Regions from separate parts of the Mus musculus genome. Here regions 1, 2 and 4 are each linked to region 3. Evidence: chromatin loops called from intact Hi-C (ENCODE). Cell type or tissue: heart. All regions are shown on one strand. Region 1 has its middle 15 kb from the start of Gm46382. Region 2 overlaps Inf2 (inverted formin, FH2 and WH2 domain containing). Region 3 has its middle 17 kb from the start of Gm40584. Region 4 overlaps Adssl1 (adenylosuccinate synthetase like 1).

The links. Peaks named below come from ENCODE experiments on the same cell type or tissue, not always from the same donor. Only the 100,000 strongest peaks of a DNase experiment are listed, where the experiment ranks them.
Region 1: a loop joins it to region 3, with 3 times the contacts of the local background. A loop is called at or near these places in 9 of 42 quality-filtered maps.
Region 2: it touches region 3 in a loop (6-fold over the local background); 31 of 42 quality-filtered maps call a loop at or near these places.
Region 4: it touches region 3 in a loop (7-fold over the local background); 27 of 42 quality-filtered maps call a loop at or near these places.

What each region holds. Positions count from the first base shown.
Region 1 is chr12:112,704,961-112,709,960 of GRCm38, forward strand. No RefSeq gene overlaps it. Among named protein-coding and RNA genes, the nearest start is that of Gm46382, 15 kb to the right of the region's middle. In heart, a CTCF peak has its summit at 2,239 (motif pointing left); a DNase peak (open chromatin) is centred at 2,221; H3K4me3 peaks cover 865 bases; H3K27ac peaks cover 563 bases; H3K27me3 peaks cover 2,130 bases.
Region 2 is chr12:112,603,167-112,608,166 of GRCm38, forward strand. Inf2 (inverted formin, FH2 and WH2 domain containing) reads left to right here. Exons shown (of 23, transcript NM_198411.2): 6 at 1-56; 7 at 546-687; 8 at 848-1,696; 9 at 2,207-2,352; 10 at 2,628-2,689; 11 at 3,078-3,180; 12 at 3,807-3,892; 13 at 4,329-4,429. Among named protein-coding and RNA genes, the nearest start is that of Gm30048, 8.7 kb to the left of the region's middle. In heart, a CTCF peak has its summit at 2,794 (motif pointing left); a DNase peak (open chromatin) is centred at 2,785; H3K27ac peaks cover 371 bases.
Region 3 is chr12:112,549,873-112,554,872 of GRCm38, forward strand. No RefSeq gene overlaps it. Among named protein-coding and RNA genes, the nearest start is that of Gm40584, 17 kb to the left of the region's middle. In heart, a CTCF peak has its summit at 2,340; a DNase peak (open chromatin) is centred at 2,339; H3K27ac peaks cover 1,018 bases.
Region 4 is chr12:112,622,079-112,627,078 of GRCm38, forward strand. All of the region lies in intron 1 of Adssl1 (adenylosuccinate synthetase like 1), which reads left to right. Among named protein-coding and RNA genes, the nearest start is that of Adssl1, 4.5 kb to the left of the region's middle. In heart, a CTCF peak has its summit at 1,892 (motif pointing left); DNase peaks (open chromatin) are centred at 1,888, 3,293 and 3,913; H3K27ac peaks cover 2,684 bases.

The DNA of each region.
Region 1 (5,000 bases), 160 kb after region 3:
TGGTCGGGGGTCACCTCCGCATGAGGAACTGTATTAAAGAGTCACACAGCATTGGGAAGGTTGAGAACCACTGCTGTGTTCCTCACGCTGCACCTCAGTTCCACATCGGTTCCACAGCCTCATGAACGGTCCAAGCCCGTGGGGAGCACTTCCAGATCAAATGATAACATTGGCTCTGTGTACCTGGGGGCTGAAAGCTGATAGTGTCATGCATGTCCCCCAATGCCCCGATTCCTTCTCAGGAAGTCCCCTGGCCTTGGCCTTGGGACTTGCTCAAACAATGCAAAAGCCGGCTGCACAGTTGTACCCAGCCTGCATCTCTTACCTAGGACACGAGGGACAAAGGGTTATCACCACTATGGGGGTGAACAGCAACAGCTTCACTACCCAGATGACCCTGAATTCTCAAACCTGCCTTTCAGCACGTTCTGCCACCTCTGAAGGAACAAGCACCTTTACTGTCACACACAGTGACTGTCTGTGTCCCACTGTCCCTTCAGCAAGGTCACTGGGCCACCACCAGATGTTAACAACCCAGTCCCCAGGGCTGGAGAGATGGCTCAGCAGTTAAGAGCACTGGCTGCTCTTCCAGAGGTCCTGAGTTCAATTCCCAGCAACCACATGGTAGCTTACAACCATCTGTAATGGGGACTCGATGCCCTCTTCTGGTGTGTCTGAAGACAGTGACAGTGTACTCACATACATGAAATAAATAAATCTTAAAAAAAAAAAAGCCAACCCAGTCCTCCAAACCCATTCAGAAGATCTTTCTCCTGGGGCTCCTTCTGCACCCCAGGGCTAGCCAATGGGTACTTCTGGGAAGCAGTGTCCACCACAGACACTGGGGGCATTGTAGAGCTGTACTGCCTGGAGGTGTGATTAGATGGGTGAATGGAAGAGTGGATGGTCAGAGGGTAGATGAATGGATGGGCGGGAGAATGGCAAGAAGCATTCATTACTCAATGGCCCATTTTGCCTGTTCCCTACACAGTTTGCTAATCAATGAAGCTAGGAGTTTTGCAAAATAGTAACAGTTTATTCCTGAGTTGGCCAAACATGCTGCAGAGAGACTTACCAGGTGACAGATCAAGGTTCCTTCAGTGGAATCACTAGTAGTCACCTAAAAGCAAATAAGTAAGACTGGAAGGTGGCTCATCGGTTAGGAGCACTGCCTGCTCTTACAGAGAACTAGCTAGAATTCTATTCCTAGCACCCATGTGGCAATTCACAACCACCTGGAAGTCACCCTGGACCCTTCTGCAAGCACCATGCATGTCCGTGGTCCACATACATACACATGGGCAAACATTCACACACATAAATAAATATTAAGAAATAGTAATGAAAGCAAGCAACTAGCAGGTGCCATTGGGGAGCAAGAGCGGGTGGCTTACTCAAGCTTACCTTCCATCTCGGAAGGAAGAGAGGGAAGGCTGCCAAGGTGTCTTCGTAGGTGGATGTCAGGGGTTGGTCATATGAAAACATACTCTTGTGACTGGGGACTGGCTAGGGATGCTGCTGGAGCACAGAATGTGGGAGGCTTGGGTGGGATAGGCTGTCCAGACAATGTGGGTAAGGAGGTTTTGTACCTGTGGGTTGGAGCCGCGACTGCTGTGTTGGCAGAGGTGTTTAAGGAACTGTTGTAGGTGTCTTGCCAAGTGTGTTTGGAGTATATTGGAGTAGCTCATTTGGGGACTGAATAATTCCAGAAGGCCCTGGGCCCTGCTGGATAGGACTCATGAAGCAAGCAGATTTCTCTGGTCTAATTAAAAGTCAACGTTGTGTCAGCTGCTAACGGTGAGAGCATAGAGGGATAGTGTGGCTCCTGGGGACTTTCCAGCAAAAGGCCACAGACATGAATCCTGTCTGTGTGGTTTGATGTTGGCGCAGCACAGCAAGGTGGCCACATCCTCAAAGTGGCAGGATCTCACCAGGCTTCTAACCTCCTACTGCCTGGAGGAGAACATGGGCCAGCCAGAAGGCTCTCGAGGGGGTGTGGCCGCCTCGCAGGACTTCGCAAAAGGGGAGGTGCTATGGTCAAGGTTCGCCGTGAGCAAAAGGTTTTGTCCAGTTATGCGCCTGAGACATTGGATGGGATACCAGTTTATCTCAGTCCTGTCCAGTCGAAGCTCTAGCCAGGATCCTAACACAGAAAACCCTCTGCAGACCTAGCACATCCCTGCTCCGCGCCTTGCCCGAGTCCCAGTGGCCAGCGCGACCCCTGGCGGCGATACGGTGCAATTGCGCCACGCCCAGAGCTCTCTTTCTTTTGGATGGTGCTCCCCCTAGCTCCCTACAGTCTCCTCTCCAGTACTTCTCTCATGCACCCCTACTGTCTCGAGGGCCGCACTCTAGGGAGAATGTGAACGCCAATGAAATCTGCATTGGTCTGACGGCTCGAGAGACCCTGAGCACCCCGGACTCCGAAAGCGATAAGTTAGAATAGCAGCAGATGCCTGAGAGGGGGTTTGCGGAAGCTGAGGGGCTCGGAGCAGAGATAAGTCCTCACCTGAGGGGAATAACAGCATTAGCCAAGACCTGCTCTGCAGCAAGGAACCAAAGGGAGGGGACCGGATGAGGGACTGGAGGGAGGGGGGTCACCTAGAAGGTGGGAGCATCTTTATATTTCAAGCAGGACTGAGACTCAGCGAGGCTTTGCTTCAGAGAAGATCTTTGTACCCTCTGCAGAGAATATGAATCAGAGAGCAGGAGGCTGAGGAGTGCCGGGCCTGGTACTCCTCCCGGTGAAAGCCAGTGGCTATGGGAGGGAGGGTTGCTGTCAGGAGGCACTGTGAAACGGTGGCGGTGGCGCAGGGTGATCCTGCGTGGAGGGGGAGGGGACAGTAGGGAGGGAAGATGTCAGAGGGGAGGAACAGGAATTAACCTCGGACCAGCTCCCTGGTGGGAGATAAGGAACAGAGAGGGATCTGGGTGGGGTCTTGAGTTCAGGAGCTGTAAGTATAGACTGGAATGTGGGGCTACAGGTCATACCGCTTCTTATTTTAAAATTGCATTTGTTTGTTTGTTTGTTTTATTTGTAGGGGTAGGGTGGGTGTGCTGCGGCATATGTGTGAAGTTGGTCACCAGCACCCTTACACACTGACTGAGCTATCTTGCTGGATTCCCTTAGTTACTGTCGTATGCTGAAAAGACACCACGGCTAAGGAAACCTATAAAAGAAAACACTTAATTTGAGGCTTGCTCACAGTTTCAGAGGGTGAGTCCATGATGGTCTTGGAGGGAAGCAAGCAGGCAGGCAGGCAGGCAGGCAGGCAGGGTGCTAGAGAAATAGCTAAGCGCTTACATCCTGATCCGAAGTCCGAGGTGAAGACTGGGCCTTGAACCGACTTTTGAAACTCAAAGCCCACTACCAGTGACACACCTCTTTCAACAAGGCCACACCTCTCAATCCTTCCCCCCCCCCCCCCCCCGACAATTCTACCAACTAGGAACCAATTTTTCAAATATACCAGCCCGGGGGCGGGAGGAGGCAGCATTTTCATTCAAACTAACACACTGATCCATGCTCGCTGCTTGCTCTTTCTTCCTTCCTTCCTTTCTTCCTTCCTTCATTTCTTTCTTTCTTTCTTCCTTCCTTCCTACTTCCTCCTCCTCCCTTTCTTCTTCTTCTTCTTCTTCTTCTTCTTCTTCTTCTTCTTCTTCTTCTTCTTCTTCTTCTTCTTCTTCTTCTTCTTCTTCTTCCCTCTTCCTCCTCCTCCTCCTCCTCCTCTTCTTCTTCTTCTTCTTCTTCTTCTTCTTCTTCTTCTTCTTCTTCTTCTTCTTCTTCTTCTTCTTCTTCTTCTTCACAGGGTTTCTCTGTGTAACCCTGGCTGTCCTGGAACTCACGCCATCGACCAGGCTGGCCTCTAACTCAGAGATCTGCCTGCTTCTGCCTCTTGAGTGCTAGGATTACAGACATGCTCTACCACTGCTTGGAGCATACTGGTTCTTTGGAATATGTTTTTGATTTGGTTTGGGTTTTTTTTTTTCCCCCCGAGACGGGGTTTCTCTGTGTAGCCCTGGCTGTCCTGGAACTCACTTTGTAGACCAGGCTGGCCTCGAACTCAGAAATCCGCCTGCCTCTGTGGAATATGTTTCTTAATAGCACACAGACTGTGCTCAAACATTAAGCAGTACATAGCATCAGACACTTGTAGCTCTGGATCCCAAGGGAACTGGATCTGGAAGATCACTTGAGCCTAGGGATTCAGGGCTAGCCCCATGATTTTTAAAAGGTATCTTAGGAGCTAGGGTGATGGTTCAGCAAGTGTGTGCTTGCCACAGGAGCATCAGCACTGGGGGTCTGATCCCCAGCACGTACATAAAAGCTGAGTGGGTGTGGCAGCCCACCTGTGCACTGGAGACAGCGACTGAGGATCCCAGAAGCAGGGGATGACTAGACTAGCCAAATCAGAGCATTCTGGGTTCAAGTGAGAGACTCAGCCTCAGTATATGGAAGCAACTGAGGAAGACACCCAACAAACCAGGGGCCACACACACACATTCAAACACGCATATACACGCATGTACCCATACCACATATGCATACTAGAAAAAAGTATCTTAAGCTAGATATGGTAGTACACACATGTAATCCCAGCACTCAAGAGGCAGACAAAAGAGGGCATGGTGACACACACCTCTAGCCTCAGCACTTGGGAGGCAGAAGCAAGTGGGTCTCTGTGATTTTAAGGCCAGAATGGTATACACTGAGACCTCATCTCAATACAAAACATTTAAAAAATTTTGTTTCAATTAAAAAAAAATCCCTTTTTGTTCTAAAAAAAAAGCAATGTTTTCAAACTGGCTGGGAAGTTGGCTCAGCAGTTAAGAGTACTGGCTGCTCAGGATCCAAGTTCAGTTCCCAGCACCCCGTGCTGGCTGGCAGTGTCCTGTAACTCCTGCTCCAGGAGATCTGACGCCCTCTTCTGGTCTCTATGGAGACTTGCACATATGTGGCACATTAGACAGACAAGCAGGCACACATATGCACAAAATGT
Region 2 (5,000 bases), 53 kb after region 3:
GCGATGGGATCAACATGAACAGCCACCAGGAAGTCTTTGCGTCCCTGTTCCACAAGGTGGGGCTTGGCTATCTAGGGCCAGGGCCTCTGCTTGGGTCAACCCAATGATGGCCGGGGCAGCGGCACAGAGCTGGTACCACAAGGCAGAGGCTGGGTTGTCCTGGGGAAGCGGTTCTGATGCAGGTCCCGGGACAAAGCTTCCAAAGATCAAAGCTATCCGAGTTGGCCATGCCTTCCTGCATCACAGCTAGGTGGTCATTATTGGGGACTTCAGAGAGCTCTGTGGCCTGGTAAGGAGGGTTCAGTAGACTGAATCTTCCTGGCCCCTCAGTCTCAGTTATTGAATGCAGCAGCTGTCATCTCAGGGTGACAGTAATAGGTAGAGACCAGGGGTGCCATTTAATGTCTCATAGCATGTCTCGGTGCCACCAGTAATCCTGCCACCGAGTCATTCATCACCAGGGCTTTAGTGAAGTGACAGGGCTGTAGGACAGGATGCCCCTGGCACATGAGAGGATAGCCATTTGTCCCTTTTGGTCAATTCAGGTGAGCTGTTCTCCAGCGTCGGCCCAGCTGCTGTCAGTATTGCAGGGTCTCATGCACCTGGAGCCTGCTGGCCGCTCAGGCCAACTGCTCTGGGAGGCCCTGGAAAACCTGGTGAACCGGGCTGTGCTCCTGGCCAGTGATGGTGAGAAGCTGGGAGGACTGAGGCGTGCCACAGGGCACAACCCGTCGTGAAGACCCCGAGGTCTTTGGCTATGTGGGGAGGCCATGTGGGAGGTGGCCACCCTTTGCCTTGTTTCCATCTCTGGCCCTCTCCCTTGACTCTGCACACTTCCTTCCTGCAGCCCAGGCTTGCACCCTGGAGGAGGTGGTTGAACGACTGCTGTCCATCAAAGGGCGGCCCCGACCAAGCCCCCTGGACAAGGCCCACAAGAGTGTCCAGACCAACTCAGTCCAGAATCAGGGCAGTTCCTCCCAAAACACTACTACTCCCACAACTAAAGTGGAAGGCCAGCAGCCAGTAGTGGCTTCTCCCTGCCAACACGTGGGCAGCATCCAGAGCTCCAGTGTTGACATAGCGCCACAGCCAGTAGCCCTTGAGCAGTGCATAACAGCCTTACCTCTACCTACCCCACCACTCTCCAGCTCCACCCCTGTGCTCCCTCCAACCCCACCCCCCCTGCCAGGCCCAGGGGCCACATCTCCCCTTCCCCCTCCCCCTCCCCCTTTGCCTCCCCCTTTGCCAGGCTCAGGGACCACATCTCCCCCTCCCCCTCCTCCTCCCCCTCCCCCCTTGCCACCCCCTCTGCCAGGCTCAGGGACCATATCTCCCCCTCCACCCCCACCCCCACCTCCCCTACCAGGTACAGGGGCTGTGTCTCCCCCACCCCCTCCGCCACTTCCATCTCTGCCTGATTCCCACAAGACCCAGCCCCCGCCCCCACCCCCACTCCCTGGCATGTGCCCAGTTCCTCCCCCTCCCCCACTACCCAGAGCAGGCCAGATACCTCCACCTCCTCCCCTGCCTGGTTTCTCTGTCCCCTCCATGATGGGTGGTGTGGAGGAGATCATTGTGGCCCAGGTCGACCACAGCCTGGGCTCAGCCTGGGTCCCCAGTCACCGCAGAGTGAATCCACCCACACTGAGAATGAAGAAGCTGAACTGGCAGAAGCTGCCATCCAATGTGGCACGAGGTGAGCCCCTCCCTGTTCCAGCCCAGCCTCTGAAGAGGGTAGGTACATACTGGTACATACTGGTCATTCTCCCTACGAGTGTCCACCGTTCCTGCGCCTACCTTTGCTTAGCCAAGGCAGCCAGGCCCTGTCAAGGCTTCGTTCCTACCTGTCTTACATGGGACTAAAGGCCACCTCAGAGGATATAGTCTCATCCAGTACACAGCCCTGTGGGTCATAGGTGTCTGCTGCTATAGGCCCTGCCCTGCCCTCTCTAAGGTTCTCTGCACAGTGGCCTAGGTGTTAGGTGCTGAAACCGACAGAAGGCAAGGCAGGGAGAGACCTGGTCACCTGCCAGCATGGACGTGTGTGCCCACACATGTGTACATAGCGTGGAGGGTGGATGATGCATTCAACCCCGGCTGGGCTCCATGCACGTCCTGTTCAGTCCTCAGAGGCCTCGCTTGGCCCAGCTGGAGCCCCAGGCCCGCAGTAAGCATGGGTTTCAGCAGAGCCTTGCCTGCCCCGCAGAGCGCAACTCCATGTGGGCCACACTGGGCAGCCCCTGCACAGCCGCAGTGGAGCCCGACTTCTCCAGCATTGAGCAGCTGTTCTCCTTCCCCACGGCTAAGCCCAAGGAGCCCTCTGCTGCCCCCGCCAGGAAGGAGCCCAAAGAAGTAAGACTAATGACAGGGCCTGACCTCTCTCTCCTCCCTGTGTGTGTGTGTGAGAGTATGTGTGTGTGTCTGTGTATGTCTCTGTGTGTGTGTATGTGTGTCTGTGTGTGTCTGTGTGTATATGTGTGTGTCTGTCTGTGTGTATGTATGTATGTGTGTGTCTGTGTGTGTGTGTCTCTGTGTGTGTCTGTGTGTATGTATGTGTGTGTCTGTGTGTGTGTGTGTGAGACATCCTCTGCCCACCCTCCAGATACCAGCTAAATGGGGGTTTCTAGGTCACTTTTCTGGACTCCAAGAAGAGCCTGAACCTCAACATCTTCCTGAAGCAATTTAAATGGTGAGTGAGGGAGTAGTGTTGCTGCCAAACTCAGCCCCAGCCGAGCAGCCAGCTCTGCCCGGCATCCCAGCCCTGCCCAGCAGTGCCCTCTGCAGGCCGGCCAGGTCCATGCATGCTCCATCCCCAGGGCAGGAGGCTGTGGGTAGCTACCATAGTCTTATCTAAGATTCCTACATGCCAGAGTACAAGCGATGCCCAGAAAATCACTGATAGACCATAGACAAGCTGTGGCCAAGTCAAGGGAAGACAGCCCTGCCTCCCAGTTTCCAAACCCTTACCTAAGAGTCCCTCCAGTAGCGCCTCGGGTGCCCACCAGCCACCCCCATCTCTAAGCATGGCAGGAGACAGGGAAATTTCCTGCTTCTTCACCCCTGCCCCCCCCCTCCAGTTCCAATGAAGAAGTCACCAGCATGATCCAGGCTGGAGACACCAGCAAGTTTGATGTGGAGGTCCTCAAACAGCTTCTAAAGCTTCTTCCAGAGAAGCATGAGGTGAGCCGGGGCCCTGATCAACCCCAGGAAGCAGGGATAGCAAAGGCCTGACCCACCTCACCCCAGGGGAGGCCCAAGGCTGGAGCCCCAGACCTGACCCACCTCACCCCGGGGGAGGCCCAAGGCTGGAGCCCCAGACCTGACCCACCTCACCCCGGGGGAGGCCCAAGGCTGGAGCCCCAGACCTGACCCACCTCACCCCAGGGGAGGCCCAAGGCTGGAGCCCCAGACCTGACCCACCTCACCCCGGGGAGACCCAAGGCTGGAGCCCCAGACCTGACCCACCTCACCCCAGGGGAAACCCAAGGCTGGAGCCCCAGACCTGACCCACCTCACCCCAGGGGAGGCCCAAGGCTGGAGCCCCAGACCTGACCCACCTCACCCCGGGGGAGACCCAAGGCTGGAGCCCCAGACCTGACCCACCTCACCCCAGGGGAAACCCAAGGCTGGAGCCCCAGACCTGACCCACCTCACCCTGGTGGAGACCCAAGGCTGGAGCCCCAGACCTGACCCACCTCACCCTGGTGGAGACCCAAGGCTGGAGCCCCATGGCTCTTCATGAGGAGCTGAGGCAGGCAGGTGCCGGTTGGGCAGACGATTGGTTCCTACATGTGGCCCTCCTGCAGATTGAGAACCTACGGGCGTTCACTGAGGAGCGAGCCAAGTTGTCCAATGCTGACCAGTTCTATGTTCTGCTCCTGGACATTCCCTGGTGAGCATGGTGGCCCTGGGATCCTGCTTAACCCGTGAGGAAGGAAAGGTGGAGAGAGCAGGGCAGGAGCCGAGCTTGGGTGAGGGAGGAAGGCAGGGCAGGAAGGCAGCTGTCTCTGAAACAGAGTCCCTAGGGCACTGGGAATGAGTCATCTGGCCTGACGCCTAAGCGTTGCTCCTGCTTCTCAGCCCCTCTCAGAGCAGAGGTGAGACCTCTTATGCCCTGAGGCCAGAGACTTCCTCAGAAGCTCCAGGCATCCTGGGCTGCTACCAAGTTGCCCGGGCCTGACTTCTGTCCTGGGCACAGGCCTAGGAATGTATATGTTCTCAGCCCAGGCTATGGGGACTCTCCCTCAGCCCACCCACCAAGGGCAGAGCATGTTCCCAGTGGCAAGCATGGTGGAACCTCCAGGCCCTAACCCCCTCCTGTGCACCAGCTACCCGCTGCGGGTGGAGTGCATGATGCTGTGTGAGGGAACGGCCATCGTCCTGGACATGGTGCGGCCCAAGGCCCAGCTGGTGCTCACTGCCTGCGAGAGTGAGTGGGGCCCAGAAGCCTACGGGGCTGGGAGGGATGGGCCTTCCACGTGTGTCAGCCCCTGCTGGAGCCATGTCACAATGGCCACGTGAGGTGCCAGCTTTGCCACCGAAACCCATAGTCACCTCTGCTGCTAACACACACACACACTCGGTCCTATACACTCAACTCATTGCACACTTGAATGAGGGCACACACTCCATACCCACAGGAACAGCATGCGTGCATATATATTCATATACAGCCACTCAGACACACAGAGCCACAAGGGTATACATACACTGACAATCATATATCCGCCTTCTGTGAACAAAGAATGGGAGAAACCTGCTTGGCCACAGTGCAGGGACACAGATGGGCTCACTTCTCTCACAAACACAGCACGGGACTCCCCACTCCCATCTCAACCACTGCACTGGGCAGGTCCTCTCTGCCACCCATGGGACAGGGTCCTGAGCACTTGGGGTGGGGGGGTGCCACAGACTGGAAGGAGTTCCTGTAGCATCCCAGAGTCCTCACCCAAAGTTCCTGGTCATGGCCATACACCTGCTGAAGCTGAGGGTCCAGCAGA
Region 3 (5,000 bases):
AATTCCTGGAAGGCAGGCTGCGGCTGAAAGAGAAACTAGACAGCGAGAAAAGAATGATGAGGCCAAGACAAATTTTTCTCTGATCAAGGAAGGCCTGCGAGTTTACTAAGAGACTGTGCTTAAAAGGGGGAAGGCCCATGCACACCCACTACCCCCACACACCCCCACACACTCTACACCCCTGCCAGTCCATCCTTGGTGCTTTGTAGCCATGCTGTCAGCACTTGGTCGCCAGGCTGTTGCTTATTCAGGAATGTCTCAGGAAGACAGGTTCAGCCCCTCTCGGCAGGTAGCAGAAGAGCAGGGCAGTTGTCACTTCAAAAAGAGCCAACCAAGTCCGAAAGCTGCACCACACATGGCCCCACCTCAGTGGCGACAAGGTCTGCATCAGCCTGCTTCAGGCTGGGGAAGGCTACATGACCCAAACTAATTTTAGTGGTACGTAAACCCAGGGCCTGTCTCTTTCTGTCTCCATCTCCTTGGTTGTCCCTGCATTTTCTGGGTATTCATAAGGAATAGTTTTGCTTCTAAATTCTTCTTTTTTTTTTTCTTTTGATTTCCACAACCCCTCCCTCCTCTCCTCCCAGTCCCACCCTCCCATCCCACTTCTCCCACCTCCCCTTCTCCTCAGAGGATGGGGGCCCCTCTCCCTGCAACCCACCCTGGCACATCAAATCTCTCCAGGACTAAGCACACCCTCTCCCACTGAGGCCAGACAAGGCAGCCTAGCGAGGGGAAAGGGTTCCAAAGGCAGGCAAGACAGTCCGAGTCTGAATTCTAAACCAACAGGAATGGGCTTCAAATCCTAAGAATCAACCTCCAGCTTCATAGGCCAAGCACTCAGGCCTTCTCCTGCCCTCCAGGGGATCTCACACTTGTAAAAGCCGGGGACAGGTTGGCCTGGGCCAGACAATAGGACCAGCCTCTGAGACCTCTGTAGTATTCACCTTCTTGTGACTTTTCCCACATCATTTTATCAGGAAAAATTTCAAACACAGCGAAGTTGAAAGACTTGCACAGTGGATATGCCTACCCACCTTCTCTTATAAACACCAGTGACCTGGATCTGCCCCATCTGCCCTGCCCACAAGCAACCCGCCCCAGAGCCATCTTGCTTTGCAATACCTTTCAAGTCAAGTTGCAGAGGACATCTGCCACCCACCCCTCCATGCCTATCCCAGTAAGCAAACCACAGATGGTTCCATTCCATTCTGTCTTCTCTCCCCCTCCCTCCCTCTCCTTCCCCCTGCTCATTCCCTTCCCCCAGATTTTCAGACAGGATCTCTTCCTGTTACCCTAGGTGAACTGAAACTTCACTACATAGACCCTCAAACTCACACAAAAATCTCCCTGCCTCTTCCTCCAGAGTGCTGGGATTAAAACTTCCGATAAAAAAGACATCTGTATTAGTAAAACACACCCCTGGTCTGCCTGTGAGGGTGTTTGCAGAGAGAACCAGATGTTAGGGGAAATCTGTGGCTTGATCCATCGAGGGACTCAAATTGTTACTTGTCTGTTGGGAAGAGTTGGATTGTGGAAGGGTGGGGCATGGTCAGAAGAAAGGGGTTGCCATGAAGGCTTGCCCTTAAGGTCTCTCCTGACCCTGGCTCCTTCCTGTCTCTCTGCTTCCTGGGTGCCATGATGGGAGTGGCTTTCTCCCACGGCACCCTTCCTGCTTTGTGTTCTGCCTCTCCACAGAGAGGCATAAAAACAGTAGGGCTGGAGACCCCGAGTTGAAACCTCTGACGTTGAGATCAAGTCCGGTTAAACTGTTTCTCTTGAGTTCTTGTCACGAAAGGGGAGCACGTGGGCAGCACAGCAGCAAACTGGGGTCCCGCTTCGCTTTGCATCTCTACTCAGCTTTTGCCGCAGAATTTTGTACTAATTTGATAAACTTTATGCTTGAGATGTGTGCGTGCGTGTGCTATGGTTGGGAGAGACTCTGTCCCAATTATGAGCCCACTTTTGTGTTTAAATGGTGTGAACACTAAGCAACTTTGTTCTTACAAACAAGTCCACGGAGACAAAGGGAGCTTTGTCACAGCGATTCCCAAACACACAGAGCTCCATTATCAGAAAGAATGGAAGTGGTCAGCTGACAGGCAAGGCTGTGGGCCACTGAAGCCTCTGCTTCTGTCTGCAGAGGGCTTTGTTTTATCCCTCCCCGCTCCTCACCCCCCAGCCCCCGGTGCACTGTCAGAGGTTACACTGCAGGTGGGAATCCCGGTGCAAGAGTCAGAGGGGAAGATAGAAGAGGAAAATCTAGACAGCTCAAGTCAGCCTTAGGCCTTGAAAACCGCCACCTAGTGGTCGCCAACAAAGGAGAGTGATACCACATATCGCCACCAGAGAGCGCTGTGCCACCAAAAGCACAAGGGCAGCGAGGGCACCCCTCTTTCTTGTCTACCCAACCCAATCTGCTGGAGTGCCTACACCAGAATTCTCCTCCTGGTTAGTCTCATCTGCTCTACGCTGTAGCAAAACCGCTGGATCTGGGTACCGGGTGGCGTCAGGATACCAGGAAATTCTGCCCTGGTGATATTTTCCTTAGTCAGGCTGGAACCCAAGTCTGTAAAAAGGACCCAGGATGAGGGGGCGCTGAACCCAGGCTCCTCCTCCTGAACACGATGAGCCTGTGTCCCTGCTCCAAATGATGACCACTGTCTGAAAGGGAAGTGAGAAAGCCAGGGGTAGCTCAATAACAACGTAGTTACCAAGAATCCACAAAGCAACAGGTTCCATCCCTAGCAACAAGAAGAAAAAAAAAAGTGAGGGAGCTTCAGGGTCCACAGCCCTCCCCTAACACTGGTCACACCCAAAGCAAACCCGGTAGGAGCAAGGCCATGTAGGAGCTGTGTGCCCAGCTGCTGTGGGTGAGGCTGGGCCTTGCAGGTGTTGTGAGCTCAGTAGACAGTAGATGCTGGTACTGGGGGCCTTGAGCAGAACAGGCTCCTTTCCCTGACGTTCAGAGAGACTGGAGCTTCAGGCAGGGCCCAGGTCACCTCCCCGGGCTTCAATCTGCCCATCTGCTGGGCGGGACTGTTGGTGGCTGACTCAGAAAAGTGAGCTGTCTGAGTGGCTAGGAATCCTCAAGGTGCCTGCATAGATCTGGTGCTCCAAATACAGGACACTCCTTCCTGTTCCCCAAGTTCAGGACATCATCCAGGAGGCTCTGGGTTCCATTTGTTGTAGCATCGATAAGGTCACTCCTTGATGGCTACCGTCTGACCAGGCTGAGTCCTCAGCCCAGCTTGCAGCTCTCGGCTGTGTCAGCTCCAGCTGTGGGAAGGAGGGCCCCACTCAGAGAATGGTCAATCTTGCCCTGAGAACTTGGCTGGAACTAACCAGACCTCCCTCCAGCCACTGGTTAAGCTTCTGGCTGCTCGTTAAGCTCTCTGCTCCTTCCTCCCTGGCCTAGGTAGAAACCAGCAAGGAAGTGACCTCAGTGGGTGTTTTCCTCAGAGGTACTCACTGTGAAGTCCCAATATGGACATGGGAACCAGGGGCTTTGTGACTTGAGGGGTAGAGGGTCTCTGAGTACCATCGGGGATTGAAGAGACTAATATGAGTCAGGACCAGGGATGTCCCGACCTGATTTGGGTGACCAGGCATAGCTCAGGAGAAAGGACCCTATACTTGGGTATAAAGAGTACTTGCAGGGCCCCAGTTCACCCAAGAGACAGTTCTGAGCCTCCAGGACCTCAGCTCCAGCCAGCCTTCGTACTTACACTGGGCAGCTCCGAGACAGTGGTATCTGTCAGTACAGATGAAGACCACAGGACTCTGGGAAGGGCTATGGTAGGCTATGGTAGGCTGGTGGGGTGGGCCCAGCTTCTCTCAACTCTGGCCCTTATTATGTATGACGTTCAAGAGCCCTGGGAGAGGCCAGAATAGTCCTGCTCAGGAGCAGCAGGCCCCGTGTGAGGGGCAGAGAAAGCAGGACTTAGCACCTCTGACAAGCCAGTTAGGCTTCACTCTTTCCTAATGGTCTGTGGCCTTGGGTCCCACAGTAACTTTATGCTTAGCATGTGGAGGAGCCCTGGCTGGCTGAGCCCCAGTCACTAGCAGAGGGGGGTGGAGGGACTCAGGGTCTCCCATCCTCTTTAACATCTGCTTCAGTCCAGCCTTCCTGTGGGATGTGTGGTATCCATATCTCGTCATGACTTTGATTTTTTTTCTCTCCCAGTATGGTGAACATCTCTCTCTTCATGGGCTTGGGCCATTCATGCATCCTTTTTGAGAAAAAAAAAATGCCTCTCCCCTACCATTTTTCTCTTAAACCCCTTTCTCCTTATTTTCTGCTGATGCGATCTTCCATCTCATCCTTCTCTTCCTCCTGTTCCTTCTTTTTGAAATGGGGTCTCACTTATAGCCCAGACTCACCTAAAAATCATTGTGTGTCCCAGGCTCGCACCTCCTGCCTCAAGCCGTCTGAATGCTGGGATTCCAGGTACAAGCCACCCACTAGGCTCCTTCACACTTGAATTTATGTTTATATTTACATGCTTTTCTGTGTGGGGGTGTTTTTTCATGTATGTGAATATGTGCATCACATGCATGCCTGGTGTTCGTAGAGGTCAGAAAAGGGCCCTGGATCTCCCGGATCTGGAGTTACATACATTCATGATCTATCACATGAGTTCTGGGAACTAAACCCCAGTCCTCTGCAAGAGCCGTACGTGCTCTAAACTGCTGAGCGGTCTCTCTGGTCCTTAAAGCTTCCTGAAATGCTTTCTGTCTATTGTGTATGTATTGATTTGTGTGGGAGGGTACACCTGAGGAGGTCAGAGAATAACCCACCGGAGTCAAACCTCTCCATCCACCTTTGGATCTCAGGGATCGAATTGACATTTAAGCTTGGTGGAAACACCTTTTACCCACTGAGCGGTCTGAACAGCCCTTATTTTCTTAACATAATGTATTTTTACTATATTCACTCCCCCTTATTTTTCTAACATGTATATAATGTAGTTTTGCTATATTCAGCCCCCAATGCCCTT
Region 4 (5,000 bases), 72 kb after region 3:
ACTACTCTGGTTTCCTGCACTTGTCCTTCCCCTTGGCGGGGACCTCTTTGCTTGCCTGTGGCCTCCCATATCTTCCCTGATCTTATGTGCCTATGGCCAGCCCTGTGTGATCAGAGGCTGGCAGGGTGGGGGGCTAGGTAAGTTGCCTCTGGCTTTGAATGGGTGCACGAACCAAATGAAGGCTCCAGAGGCCAAGCCCAAAGCCGTGCCAAAGGGCTGGCAAACACAAGAATGCAAATCAAGTGTCCCCCCTCTCCCCCAGTAAGTTCGCTACCTAAAAATGCTGTATAGCCAGCTAGGCTACCCGTTCCTTGGGCTTCTGGAGGGTGAGCTGTCCTACCACCTAACCCTTTGAGCCAATGGAGCCATCCTCCAGATCTGGCTTCCACACTTTTCCATGTCCACAGACACTTGTTGCTGGTCTCCACTACCCTGGGCTCTGACTCTGCCCAGCCCTGCCAGGTACCCTCATTTCTTGCTTTGCTACCTTGATTAATAGAGGGTGTATGGGTCAGAATGTAATGCTGAGTCCCTAGGAGCACCCCCAGCCAGCATCTCTGGCCTGGAGTCCAGCCTGCATTCTTCTTTCTCCCGGTGTCCCTGCTCTGATTCGGTCCATGCCCCACCCCTCCTGACACACAGTCAGTCTTCCTCTACCCTGCATCTCTGAGGCTGCTGGGGGCTGCATTGTCTTCCTCTCTGGTTCCTCTACTAAATCCACTCCTCACTCACCTCCAGGCAAGTCTTCCTGACCTCCTGCTCAGGGTCTCTCTTCCTCTCCCTTGGAGCCCCAGGCACCTCTGCCGAGGCTTCCACTTTCTGAGTCCTCCATGTTTCCTCCTCGGCCGCCTGACTGTCCAGCTGTGTCCAGATGTTCCTTCAGATGGGTCTGACGTACCTGTTACCTGAAGGGCATGCTGGCCACTATCTTCTCATGCATTCCATTGCTACTCTAGGCTCTCCCTTCTATGCCCACAGTAATCTTTCTCTGGGGCTGCTGTCGAGCTGAGCCTTGTGGAAGAGCTGGCCCCCAGGCAGTAGTAAATAGCCAGGGCTGTGACCACAAGGCTTCTCTAGTAGAGTGGCAAGTGGCACACTTAGAGCTGAGGTTCCATGCTGGGACCCTCCATGCAGTCTGCAGGCCCTCTGGCACTTTCCTCAAGGGATCATAATGGGAAACACGTGACCTTGGACCCCAGGCTGCTCAGGCAGCCTCTGGCGGGTGAGAGGAGCCACAGCCTTGTGCTGGGAATGTCTGGAGCTGATTCTAAAACCAGGTCTTCCTGTTCCTGCCCTTGTTGATGGCTTTGATGGCCAAGCAGTGTCTCCGGGACAGGACTCCAAGGGTCACATAGCCACACATCACCTTGGGAAGGATCTTTATATTCCTGCCCAGACCTGTTTCTCCCTATAAGGAAAGAAGCAAGTGAGTTGTATGTCTGTGAGCATGGACAGGAGCGGGACAGTGACTAGACGGTGGAGCTTGGGACATGTTAGTAACTAGGCTCAGTCCTGCAAGCACACAGGACATTCCACCCAAGGCCTGAGGGACAGCCAGCGCGTACAGAGGAGAGATATCGCTGTGGTGAGCAGAAACCCCTGCAGATGCTGAAGGAGCAGATGCTGAGGTGAAGCAGAGCAGAGGTGCAGGAGCCCTGGGAGCTAAATGCCTATTCCTCAGCTTGCCCCTTGTGTGCACAGCACATCGACACACATGTCACTTACACAGAGTCCTTCCCTGCTGTCTGTGAAGAGGCAGAGGTCTTAATTACCCAGGGGCCTCCTGGCTATCTCAGTCACCTCTCTGTACCCTACCAGGAACCTACAGATAATCAGGCCAGAATAGGAAGGCGATAGACTGGAAAGCAGGGGCCCAGAGCACCCCCTGGTGGAAGGCAAATGCCACAGCACCCTGTCCAGGGACCTGGAGGACAAAGATAGGGAGAGAATTAGGAAAGCCCCAGACATGTGCTGTGGGTACCCTGCATCCACACACAGGCTTCCTGGATGGAGGAGCCTAAGTAGGCAGGGTGGGGGTATCTATTCCAGGTCTCTGTCCAGCAGGGCCCTGGGACTGTCCTGAAAGGAGATACCGGGACACTAGTTGGTTACATCCAGTCCTGAGGTCCTCTGCGTTGCTTAGGGTCTTTGCACTGACAGGGCCCTGGGTAGTCCAAAGGAGCTGTGTCCAGATGGCCACAAGATGGGGTGACTGTAGGAAAATCATTGGAGCTTGTGGGTGGGATCTCAGGGCTGTGGGGGCAGGTGGGCTCTGCAGCTGTGTGTTAGGCATGGATAGGCAGAGGAAAGGAGTCTTGGTTTCTGCCGTGCATGTCCACAACCATTGCATATGCAGCCCAGCCAGAGGATGTCCCTACAGGGCCTGCACCCAGAACCCTTCCCTGCCTCACACGGAAGCTATGGGTCATAATTGCAGGGCAAAGCAGAGGTTGGGACCAAGTTGATCTGAAACAGGATCTCATTTGCTTTCGGCCCCTCTTTGTTTTCCAAAGACAAAAGTCTCTTGTCTTAAACTTCTGGACACCAGGGCCTGAGGGCTCTGGGTGACCAGCCAAGCTATTGAAGAGTGCTAGGGGGACTTTGATGCACACAAAGTCCTCAGAATTGTGCTGTGGTGAGAACCCTGAGAGGAGCCTGAATGTACCAAGTGGCGCTGCCGTGCCCAGCAGGCTCCTGGATGCCCCTGACCCTGGGCTCTGGTGTGAACCTCTGTGGTACAGATATCTTGAGGTATGTGCTTTGAGCTGTCCATGTAGCCGTTCCCTTTACCTGGTCTTGGTGTGCCTTGGGGTGACCATACCAAGGGTACTACTCCACGCCATTCACACTGTAAGTAGAGAGGAGCTACCCTTGTTGACGGGCCCCAAAGGCTGTGCCCAGGTGCCTGGTGTCTATCTGCAAACATAGGCAGCTGGTCATCTTCCGGTGGACCCCCAGGAAGGGGAGCCTGAGCAAGTACTTAGCTATGACATCACAGGTCCTCCTTAGTGTTCAGCAACCTATGGTCATGCTGACAGAAGGCCCCTACAATAGGGCAGGGTCACCGCAGGCCTTTGGGCTATCTCTGACACACTGGCCAGTGCTGCGTGGGCACTGCTAAACTCATCCTGGTACTGAGGGGTCAGTGAGATCCTGAATTCTACGATGCCCTAGAGCAGCCCGAGGCTGGCACACATCTTCATCCTCTAGAGCTGGAGTGGCGTAGGGAGTGTTTCCCCACCTGTGTAGAGCTCCGTAGGGCCCTCAGGAGCCTACCCACTCAAGGGGTTAATGAGCCTCCGAAACAGAGCTGACCTCTGCCTCTCCTCACCCAACCTCTTGCATGGGAGCCATGTCTAATCAGCTGTACTGGGCAGGTCTAAATGTCCCACAATCCTTTACAGAGGTTGGCGACTCTCATCGTGCCCAGATCCGATTGAATGTCTGGTCTGGGTTAGTAAAGTCAAAGAAATGTGCGCATGCACATGCGCGCGTGCGTGTGTGTGCGTGTATGTGTGTGTGTGTGTGTGTGTGTGTGTGTGTGTGTGTGTGTGTGTGTGTGTGTGTGTGTCGGCGTGGGGTAGAGGGGCTCCTGCTTCCATCTCTACCAACTGTCCCTGTGCTTCTGGTCAGTCTAAGATCTCAATGAGAAGAGGGAGACTGTGACCCTGAGGCCCCACAGGGTTGCTGGAAGCCCAGTGTCCTGGAATGACGTATGCCTTAGCAATGGCCTGTGCCGGATGCCTGGGCATTGCAGTGGGCTCTGGCCCTGAGGTCATCTGATATCTATTGGCCCATGGTACTCAAGCTTGTTCCTAGGCACCTGTGTTTACCCTCAACACAGACAGGCGGGTGCTTGCTGTCTGTGTCCCCAAGCCAGCTGACGTGGCCCTGGGCACTCAAAGAGAAGGTGGGAAAGAGTACCCCTCCTGGGGTGTCTGGGTTCCATGGACCTAGCCACACAGTGGAAGGCAGGTTGGCACCTTGCTGTCCCTGGAGGCCTGCCAGCCCAAGCAGAGCTCAGCCATCTACTCTCTGCTATAAGCCCGTCTTCTCTTGGGACCTCAGTTTCCATATCTGTTCTTGGAGACCATCTTGACTGCCTCAGGCAGGAAACATGACTGTGAGTGTTCACATATTTGGGGAATTGAAAGGCGGCGGCAATTCTGCACCTGCTGTGGCCAAGCCAAGCATGGATACAGTCTTGGAACCCAAGTCTTGCCACGGTCCCTCATGGGACATGGGCTTGTCCCATGCTGATGGTGTGACTTTACAAGCCTAGGGGCAGGACACAGGCATCTGTTGTGCCTAACTGATGGCAAGTTCAAAGCCAGAGCTGCAGGAGGCTCCCTCAGTTCCCACTTCCTTCATGTCCCCGCCCACAAATACTCTCTCCTTCCCACTAGTCCCTCTGGGCCTCTTCTTAGGCAGTTTCCCTTCCAGCACAACACCTGTCCTGCTCTGTGTCATTTCTCCTGCTCCATGGGCAGCCCAGGGTCACAGAGGTTGTAAGGACAGACTGCCTGCTACCTCCAGGTTTCCCAAGGAGGTAACCTCCTGTGCCTGGAGCCACCCCAAGAATCAAGAGCTCCCTGCAAGTCTTGTTAAGCCGGGGAGCCTCCCGGACAGTCCCCGCCCTTTACACAGCAAAAGGCTCCAGCAGAATTGTTTCAGAGGCTTCGGGACAGACTGCATAGCATGCCTTCTCTAATAGTTGGTTGTCTGGGGTCCACGCCATGAAGTTGGCCTCTAGCTGACCCATCTCTGTCAACTACATGATAATAAGCCCCACAGAGGGCAGGCAAGGAACAGGAAACTTAGGCATACAGGTCTGGGGCCTTCTCTTAAAACTCTTGGAAAGTGAAGTCCTTGGAGGGAGAGCCCCTTACCCAGGCTCTCAGCATCAGTATCATCTGCCGCCTACCTCAGCAGGAGCTGGGAGATGTGATCCTTCATATCCCCGTGCTTAGGGGTGTCATGAAAGGAGGTGAACCTTCACT